Linked DNA regions of Homo sapiens: region 2 is linked to region 1. The links are chromatin contacts, found by Hi-C or POLR2A ChIA-PET in ENCODE. All regions are on one chromosome and are shown on one strand. Each heading gives the region's core, a stretch centred on a gene start or an enhancer-like site at or near the end of the contact. The rest is flanking DNA. Distances are from core to core; before and after follow the strand shown.

The links. A loop is a pair of places that touch in the nucleus more often than their neighbours do. ChIA-PET counts read pairs that join two places held with the same protein, here RNA polymerase II (POLR2A). Pooled maps may share reads with other maps.
Region 2: a loop to region 1 is called in a pooled map, with 2.5 times the contacts of the local background. The contact joins the promoter of LINC00200 here to the enhancer-like site in region 1. A Hi-C loop is called at or near these places in 1 of 168 maps with a recorded cell type or tissue (CD4-positive, alpha-beta T cell) and 5 of 50 pooled maps. POLR2A ChIA-PET finds 5 or more read pairs at or near these places in 1 of 52 experiments (A673).

Annotation. Positions count from the first base shown.
Region 1 is chr10:1,108,195-1,113,033 of GRCh38, reverse strand. The region is part of intron 11 of WDR37 (WD repeat domain 37); the gene reads right to left. Among named protein-coding and RNA genes, the nearest start is that of LINC00200, 49 kb to the left of the region's middle. RefSeq lists enhancers at 1,685-2,265, 2,642-2,791, 2,266-2,848, 2,166-3,365. Within about 2 kb of position 2,798, at least 6 of the 41 ENCODE cell types and tissues checked have a DNase peak (open chromatin) inside an H3K27ac peak, as active enhancers do.
Region 2 is chr10:1,156,965-1,161,803 of GRCh38, reverse strand. LINC00200 (long intergenic non-protein coding RNA 200) reads right to left here and starts at 2,036. Exons shown (of 3, transcript NR_015376.2): 1 at 1,814-2,036; 2 at 1,167-1,251. It overlaps LOC105376344 (a long non-coding RNA gene), which reads left to right and starts at 2,042. Exons shown (of 3, transcript XR_930535.3): 1 at 2,042-2,540; 2 at 3,736-4,142; 3 at 4,752-4,839.

The DNA.
Region 1 (4,839 bases), core at 1,549-4,048:
CTACGTGGCATCTTCTTTAACAGAAGGCTGTTTTGTCTACACTGAAAATCTGTTATTAAACATAGTCATCTTCATCGATGATCCCAGCTGGATCTTCTGGAGAACTTGCTGCAGCTTCTCCATCAGCACTTGCTGCTTCACCTTGCACTCTCATGTTATGGAGACGGCTTCCTTCCTTAAACCTCATAAACCAACCTCTGCCAGCTTCCAGCTTTTCTTCCGCAGCTCCCTCACCTTTCTAAGCCCTCACAGAATTGAAGAGTCAGGGCCCTGCTCTGGATTAGGCTTTGGCTAAAGGGAATGTTGTGGCTGGTTTAATCAATGCAGACCACTCAAAGTTCCTTCATATCAGCATTAGGATTGTGTTCTTATCATTCGTGTGTTCACTGGAGTAGCAGTTTTACTTTCCTTCCAGAACTTTTCCTTTGCATTCAGAACCTGGCTGTCCAGTGCAGGATGCCCAGCTTTCAGCCTCTCTGCCTTCGACACATCTTCCTCACTAAGCTTCGTCATTTCCAGCTTTCAAGTGAGGGACACGCAACTCTTCATTTCAACACTGAGAGGCTGCTATAGGGATGTTAATTGGCCTAATTTCAACAGTGTTGTGTCTCACTCATGAAGTCAGAGGCATTAGGAGAAGGTGAGAGACGAAGGAACGGCCAGTTAGTGGGGCAGTCGGAACACACACGATTTATCGACTAAGTTCACTGTCTTCTATGGGCAAGGTTCCCAGGGCCTCAAAACCAATTATAACAGTTACAGCAAAAGTCACTGACCACCCTCATATAATCACAATGAAAAAGTAAGAAGTATTGTGAGAATGACCAAAATGTGAGAGAGAGGCAGGAAGTGAGCACGTGCTGTTGGAAAACTGGCACCAACAGACCTGCTCAGCCAGGGCTGGGCTCCACAGACCTTCATTTGCAAAAAACATCAATCTACGGAGTGCAATCAAACAAGGTGTAAGAAATAGCCACCAAGGCACGTGCCTGCAGTCCCAGCTACTTGGGAGGCTGAGGCAGGGGAATCGCTTGAACCCAGGAGGTGGAGGTTGCAGTGAGCCGAGATTGCACCACTGCACTCCAGCCTGGGCAACAGAGCGAGACTCCGTCTCACAAAAAAAAAAAAGAGAGAGAGAGAAATAGCCACCAACAGCTGAATTCCTGTGACACACTGAAATTTTCAAATTAAGCCTTTTTATTATTTCTAATAACAACACATACTACAACTTCACATTTCTGCTATATGAAGTATCTAAAATTGCTTTTCATATAAATCAGTACACGCTGGGTCACTAACAAACAGTCAAATAAAAACAGCCACACAGTTACGCCAACTAAGTACTATCATGGTAAAATTCCTGCTATAATACAGAGATGCCACAACACAGAGTGGAAAGAAATAAGACACATCAAAAGGAAAAGGTGACTGGTCCTTCTAAACACGTAGGATCAAAGCCTTCAGCAGCTCACAGCACGGAGCTCCATCCCCATCCAGCAAAGGTAATGACCACACGTTTCAGGGGACCCATTTCGCTACACTTTTCTTTCTTACAGTGAAGCATTGGAACTCAAACTCCAGTCTTTCAAAAAGGCACAGAATGCAAGTAAAAGTATGGGGATTACAGTAAGAAAAAAAAGAAAGTGGGGAAAAATCTCTCCTGGAAACTGGATCACAAAACTGGGCCAGTTACCTTAAGCCTTTAGAGCTACTTCTTGCCTTAAGAAAACCCAATATACAGCAATTCACCTTAACTAGACAGTTAATTATTTACATTATAAAAGACATTAGATTCCAACATACTATACTAAAGAATTTACGCTTAGTTCCTACAAGTGAAAATACGCCCTAAGATAAAACTTTGAAAAGCACATTCCACATCATGTTAATATAAATTATGTGAGAAAGGGTATTTTTAGTCACACATGTTGAAGAAATACTGCCTCTGTTTAAGGGGTATCACTAAAAACACCATGCATATAACTTTCCAGCCTACATCAACAAGAACAGCAAACTTCCTAAGAACACATGTCTGACTTTTGCTTTCAATGCTCAGGAAAAGAACTAGTGAAAAGAACTCAGGATCACCCTGTAAAACCGGCAGAGCTACTTCCCGGATGAGCAGGCAGTCCTGCAGGCCTCAGGCCCGGCCCTGGGCCAACATTCCCACCTATCAGGGTGCCAGGCCCTGTGGGTCTGGGCGCTAACACGCTGGACACCCATCGGAGGCTCACGGATGTCCTTGGCGATGCCGTGGCCACTGCAGAGAAGCCCCCGGCGCAGAGGGTCCCTCAGAATGACATGGTGGCAGGGAAGGCAGGGGACCCAGGGTGTGCTCTTACAAGTCATGTTCAGAACGTCCCAGACAAGTGACCAAACGGAACACACACACACAACCTGGCCATTCCTCTCAGGAACTAAACCCGCACCCCGGACCTCACCCAGGTGTGCTGGGGCGCGGACGCACATCTCAGGACCTAAACCGCACTGCGAGGCCCTCACCCTGGTGTGCTGTGGCGCGGATGCACAGCTCTACACATTTGTAAGGATCACGCACTCTGTAGGTTTTATTTGTCGTATTGGCTCGAACCTACAAAACCCATGCCGGAGACAAAGGCAAGTGTTACTAAGAAGACACCTCAGATGAAACATTTTTGTAAAATGACTCATTTCCTGCTTTTCTCATTATGAGGCACGTCTAAAGGTTTACAGCTGATCTGATGTCAGGAAGGAAGAGTTTGTGTTCAATAAAGGCGTCCACGGCTCCACCTGCTGACCAAGCCCTCATCCTGCATGCGCACAGCTGAGAAACCGCCAGGCCGGTGAGGGGAAGCTCAATGTCCAACAGCCCAGCGGACTCGCCCCGACACAGCAACAAAATTAGCGCCAAAGAGAGATCTTTTCAAAACGTATTTTTGGATGTACACATCAACAAGATACGCTAGTTCATGATAATTTGAGTAAGAAAAAAGAAAGCGTAAACGATCTGAGTAAGCATGGCCCGGGCAGGTCTGGTCCACGTTCACCTCACCCCCGTGGTTCAGGTGAATGGAAGCACAGCCTACAGCCTGGAAGACCCATGTGGGAGAAAGGGCACACGGGAATTACACACTCCACCTTACTCTACCCCCACACCTGATTCCAATAGGAAGACATAAACCCTAGGAAACTGTATTCATAGGTCCACATTAGTAAGAACTTTTTCATAACACTTACTACATTCTTCATAAGTACAGCTCTCTAAAAAACTACCATTGTTTCATGTATCCACTAGCTGCAAAAATGTACCACAAATTAACCAGAATTTTTTTTTTTCTGAGACGGAGTTTGGAGTTTCGCTCATTGCCCAGGCTGGAGTGCAACGGCGTGATCTCGGCTCACCGCAACCTCCACCTCCCAAGTTCAAGCGATTCTCCTGCCTCAGCCTCCCAAGTAGCTGGGATTACAGGCGTGCGCCACCACACCTGGCTAATTTTGTATTTTTAGTAAAGACAGAGTTTCTCCATGTTGGTCAAGCTGGTCTCAAACTCCCAGCCTCAGGTGATCCCCAAAGTGCTGGGATTACAGGCGTGAGCCACCGCGCCCAGCCTAAGCAGATATTTTAAAGATGCCACCAGCACTGACTTCACTTCACAGTCAAATGGCCAAGACCACACGGTTGCAACAGCCTTAGAAGCGAAAACATGCACTTGCAATCAACTCTGGTGATATAAATACAAAAACTTTTCTTTTTACACAAAACAAAAATAAAATCTTCCAGTTAAATATGGCAACTGAACAGAGACAATACAGGACTAGAAGGGTCTTAAATAACACAAGAGGCACCTTGAAGGCACCAGGAGGGACTGCTCTGGAATGACCCCCTAGAGCCAAACCCTCAGCAAACCACCTGGCCTCCTCATGCCTCAGTTTCTCTCTCTGAACTGGGGTGATGCCAGGGGCTCCAACAGTGCCTGGCACAAACCAGCAACTCACCAAGCCCTGGCTCCACTGCGTCCTCCTCTGGACAGAATTCTTCGGCCTTTCCATCCTGCCCTCAAAGGGGACAGGCACAGCAGGGCACACTGGCCTATCCCTGCAACCCCCATATCAGAAGCACATAGGAAGCTGCCCTGCTCTCTAGACACAAAACTACCCTCTTCACCCAATTCTCAAAGCTCTGACAGATTTTTGTGCTCCATACAGATGACCAGAGTCAATGCAGTGAGAGCTGCTGGGTCTTCCCAGCCTGGGGCAGGGAGCTGTGCCAGGATGGTGGCACTCAGGGCCCTGCAGGTTCCACGGGGGGGGGGGGCATCACAGAAGCCAAAACCAAAGCAACCACAGGGATCACAACCACCAACACCAACAAAGTGCAGGTGTCTATGCTCGCTAATACTCAAAAAACACAGTGCCAACTAACCAGTGTAGACAGAAGTACAAAGATCCCCTTCTGCAGGACTCAGCGTAACAATGAGCTGAAGCCCTGGACCGAGGAAAGGTCACTGGGGAATTAACATCCATAGAATAGTGTCGCTTCGCTATTTGAAACAGGAGAGCACCTCTGGCAGGCAGACCTGCAGACGCCATCTTAACTGCAGGAGCGCTTCAGCACACCAATAGCACAGCAGAGGGGCACTTAAAGGAAGTCATAAGAAAAATGCAGAATGAGGGGCGTTCTGCAAAAGAGCAGGCTTGGATTCTTCACCAAAAAACTCAATATCCTAAAAAGTAACAAAAAATGGGGGAAGGACCATTCTAGATTAAAAGAAGCCAAAGGACATAATATCTAAATGTGATGAGAGAATCCTGATTAAATCCTAGCTCTAAAAAAAGTATCAAAGACATTTTGGGGAGAAC
Region 2 (4,839 bases), core at 787-3,286, 50 kb before region 1:
CCAGCACTTTGGGAGGCCAAGGCGGGTGGATCACGAGGTCAAGAGATCGAGACCATCCTGGCCAACATGGTGAAACCCCATCTCTACTAAAAATGCAAAAATCAGCCAGGCATGGTGGCGGGCGCCTGTAGTCCCAGCTACTCGGGAGGCTGAGGCAGGAGAATCACTTGAATCCAGGAGGTGGAGGTTGCAGTGAGCCAAGATCACACCACTGCACTCCAGCCTGGTGACAGAGTGAGACTCCGTCAAAAAAAAAAAAAAAAGAACCAAGGCTCTAGCATTTTCTAATTTTAGGAACCATGAACCATCAGGTGCCGCCAAAGTTGAGGAGGCGTTTTTCTAAATGCAAATCTTCACAGTTTCTTCTGCCAGAGGCACAGAGAGGGCTCACTGGATTTTCTGTTCTACCTCAAAGCCATTGCACGTTTTTTCTTATTTCTTGTTATTTAATTTTTTTTTAAACAAGCCAACCAACTAAAATAACAAATTGATTTTCATTCAGGCAGCTCCCAGAACATAACTGGCTGGACCCCAGTAACGTCGCACACTGTGGAACATCAGGGCCCTCATCTTTAAAGATGTGGCTTGAGGTTTGCAGGCCTTATCGCTCATTAGCTATCCAGCCAGATGCAACTGCTCTGGAAGCAAGTAGCCCAGATAGACAGGACCTTCTGGAAATGAGCCTTCAGAGGCTGAAAAGCGTCTTGGAAGAGCAGCCCACTCTCCACCCAGCTGGCAGCTAAGTGGCTGGTAGTGTTGATTTCATTGTCTGCCTCAGCTTGGGTTCTCTCGGAAAGTCTCTGAGCCAAAGATTTGAGTGCAGGTAATTTATTAGGCACTTGCTCCCAGGCAAAAACGGTCAGGGGTGGGAGGATGAAAGGGAAGAAACCAAAAGTTGCAGAAGCATTGTCCTCGCAGCTAACATGGCCGCGTGCAAACGTGCCAGCCAGCAAGATGTTGGCATCGCCCTCTCAGCTAACATGGCTACCTGTGGAAGTGCCAGCCAGCAGGATGTCGGCATGGCCCTCGCAGCTAACATGGACACGTGCGAACGTGCCAGCCAGCAGGATGTCAGCATCCTCCTTGGAGCTGACATGGCCACGTGCGAACGTGCCAGCCAGCAGTAGTCGGCATGGTGCTGAGCACCCTCCGGGAACCGTCCCTACCTGAAATATGGGTGTGATGTACGGAGCACACGCAGCCACCCTGCAGCATGAGATGACTGTTGAGTACAGGACACGCAGAACGAAGCTGGAAAATGAAAAAAAAAAATCCTGGCTTGCTGACTTCCTGGGGCAAATACTGAGTGTTGGGAGATCATTTCCAGACTTAAATATGAGAGAGAAGTAAACCCCCCTTTTATTTCAAAGCTTAGCATGCCTATAAGTCACCTGCAGATCTTGTCAAAATGCAAGCTCTGACCAGAGAGCCCGGGCTTGTGACTTACATCATCTCCTGCTGAAATGCTGACGACACTCCAAATGGCAAGGGTTTTGGCCTCTATTATTTGGGGTTTTCTATCATTCACCATTGAAACTAATCCTCACTAATTAAAACAGTTTCACATTGGGGAGGAAAATAGTTTTTGTCTACTTTAAACTACTATGACTTAGGGTCTGTCAAAACCTCAAAAACTATATATATATATATTTCATTTCACTCGCTTTCATTTGGGACACAAATGGAGACCTGAATCACAGGTATCTTTGGAAACTGTTCTCAGCCTTCCTAGCTCAGCTGAAATGTCCTTTTCCAGGGACACTGGGCCCAGGGGGTGTGCTGGGGTCTGCGCTGGCTCCCCGGGCATTCATACCTTGGAAAGCTGCAGAGCTGACTTCAGGTTGTGCCAATTCCTGTGCTGCCTCATCCCTCATGTACATAAAGCGTGAGGCGCGCAGGCCTGCACCTGCGCCATCCCTCATCCACCTAAAGCGCGTGGCGCGCAGGCCTGCGCCGGCGCCATCCCTCATCTACGCAAAGCGTGCGACGCTCAGGCCTGTGCCTGCGTCATCCCTCATCTACGCAAAGCGTGCGACGCTCAGGCCTGCGCCGGCGCCATCCCTCATCTACGCAAAGCGTGCGACGCTCAGGCCTGTGCCTGCGTCATCCCTCATCTGCCTAAAGCCCTGCGCGCAGGCCTGTGCTTGCGCCATCCCTCATCTGCATAAAGCGTAGGGCGCGCAGGCCAGTGTGTTGGAAAACAACGCTTTGATGTTGTCTCCTGGATTTTCACAGCCTCCCTCTCACAGGAGAACAGGGGTGGACCCCGGCCTCGAGCACATCTGAGCTCTCTCTCTCCTGCCTGTGCTCCTGTTGAAGACATTCAGCCTCCGACTGCCCTCGGGAGGATGGAGATGCCCAGGTGCCGAGGCCAGAGCCCATGCGCAAAGCGAGGGCTGAGACCACGGAGGCCCCTTGTCTCCTCCAGCGGGTTCCTGAAGCCACGTCCCTGCTTGTGGAGGAAGAAAGCCGAACTGCAGCTCAGGGAGAGGTGGGCTTGCTGGCCTCGCTGGCGGCATCCGAATGCCTGGAGCCTCATGGTGGGTTCTGCTATTGCTGCCAGCAGCTGGATGTTTCGAAATTCGCCCGCTTTGGAATGATACAGTGAGACCTTGGCGGCCGCGCTGCCTGAGACGATGCTCTTACGTCTGCAGGGGAGGTTTCAAGGCCTGCTGGAGTCAGCGGCTGCCTTGCCGCCCTGGGAGGTGAGCAGCCCGTCCCTATGCTGGCTTCCTACAGGATGCAACCTGCATTTTCACCCCAGACAGACGCAGTCTTGGCCATCTGCTTGCCAGCATAGAAAATGCGTTGTTTCCCCCAAGTTTATTTTGGTTAATGGATTGAATTGGTTTTTTTAAACTGCATTGCTTTGAAACATCACTGGAGTTTTTCAGTTTTCATATTACTACATTTTTGATGTATTATCATTGAAATGCTATTTTAATGACGGTCAAAGCGGCTCCCAAGCCCTCCTTCACTGGTGAAGCACCAAGGTGCTCAAGTGAGCTCCCAGTGTACATGAGGGTGCTCTCGCTTTTGAAAAAAAGTGAAGGAGGCTGGGCGCGGTGGCTCACACCTGTAATCACAGCACTTTAGGAGGCTGAGGCAGGCGGATCACGAGGTCCGGAGCTCCAGACCAGCCTGGCCAGCATGGTGAAACCCCATCTCTATTAAAAATACAAAAATTAGCCGGGCATGGTGGCATGCACCTGTGATCCCAGCTACTCAGGAGGCTGAGGTAGGAGAATCGCTTGACCCCAGGAGGTGGAGGTTGCAATGAGCGGAGATTGTGTCATTGCACTCCAGCCTGGGCAATAGAGTGAGACTCCAAGAAAGAAAAGAAGAGAGGGGAGGAGAGGAAGGAAGGAAAAGGAAAGGAAGGGGAGGAAAAGAGAGAAAGGGAGGGAGGGAGGGAGGGAGGGAGATAAGGAAGGAAGGAAAGAAAGGAAAAAAAACGTGAAGGAAATGGAACCCTGTGGCTGTGCAGGTCACGTGGCATTGAGCGGGCCACTCTCTGTTGCCCTGGTGCGGCCCTCACGCCGCGCCAGCCAAAGGCGACCCTGCTTTCGATGACTGTTGGAGGAAACGTTAGCCACGTCCCTCATAGATTGGAAATCTGACATTTGGAAAACTGAACTCAATCATCTTTTTTTTCCCTTTTTTACTTTTCAATTCCTTCTTCCTCGGTTCTCCACTCTCAAAATTTTGCAGTCATCATTGATTCTTTCTCTCCAGAGTTCAGTTCGAGGCCAGGTTCTGCAGAATCCTGAGGTGGCATCACGAGCATCTCCTCAGTCCCTTGGCCGTGACAGCTCCTCCTCCACCCTCCATCCTGGATGAGCCGGTGAAGATGGTTCTTCCTCAGAAATAACTGCAACGCACTGGTCCCCCTCTCAAAAGCCTAGGAAGCTCCCCTATGCTTCAAAACCCAAGAGCTCTGCCTGGTTTTCTCCAAGTCTCCCCCCACCCCCAAATGGCCATTTCCTCTCCCCATGATTGCCTGCACATGTTTCAGTGAAAAAATTATGATTGGTCCCTATACAGGGGCTGTGGCAGGTGAAAAAGAAGGAGTCAGCTGTCAACCTGCAAGTCAACAGCGGCCTCTCCATACAGGGGATCTTCCATTCCTGCCTTTGAGCTTGGTAAGTCGTTCACTTCCCACACAGACCCCAGCACCTCTGCTCGCCACCCCCTACATGCCCCCTGACCCTGATCACACCCACCAGCCTCTGCCACATTTAGAGTTAGATGTCTCTCCCTGTCTCTATCTCTATTTCTTACTGTCCCTGTCTCTCTCTGTGTCTCTCCCTGTCTGTCTCCTGCCTCTCTGTCTCTCCCCACCTCTCTCTGTCCCTGTCTCTCTCTGTATCTCCCTGTCTCTCTGTCCTTCCCTACCTGCCTCTCCCTGTCCATCTCTCTCTCTGTATCTTATTATCTCACTCTGTCTCTCTGTCTTTCCTGTCGTCTCTGTCTCTCCCTATCTCTGTCTCTCCCTGCCTGTCTCTGTCTCTCTCCCTGTCTGTTTCTCTCAGGTGCACACATGCTGCACACACACACACGGGATCACTCGGGAGCTGTTCGCCTCCGTGGTGAGCGTGTCGTGATGCAAAACCCTCTCTCGAGTGTGTTTTGCTGGTAGTGACTGTCAGGGTGCTTTTGGGGTGTGTGCTGATTGCTGTGGTCACTCGAGGGCGGTGATGGGATGGGACCCTCGGCCGGCTCCAGCACCCACGCGGCCTCTTCCACCCAAGGCCGCCCCCACAACAGGGCTGTGAAGACGTGGCTGCACCCCCCAGTGCCCCTGACCTTGAGAGCAAAGTGAGAAGAGAAAGAAAAAGA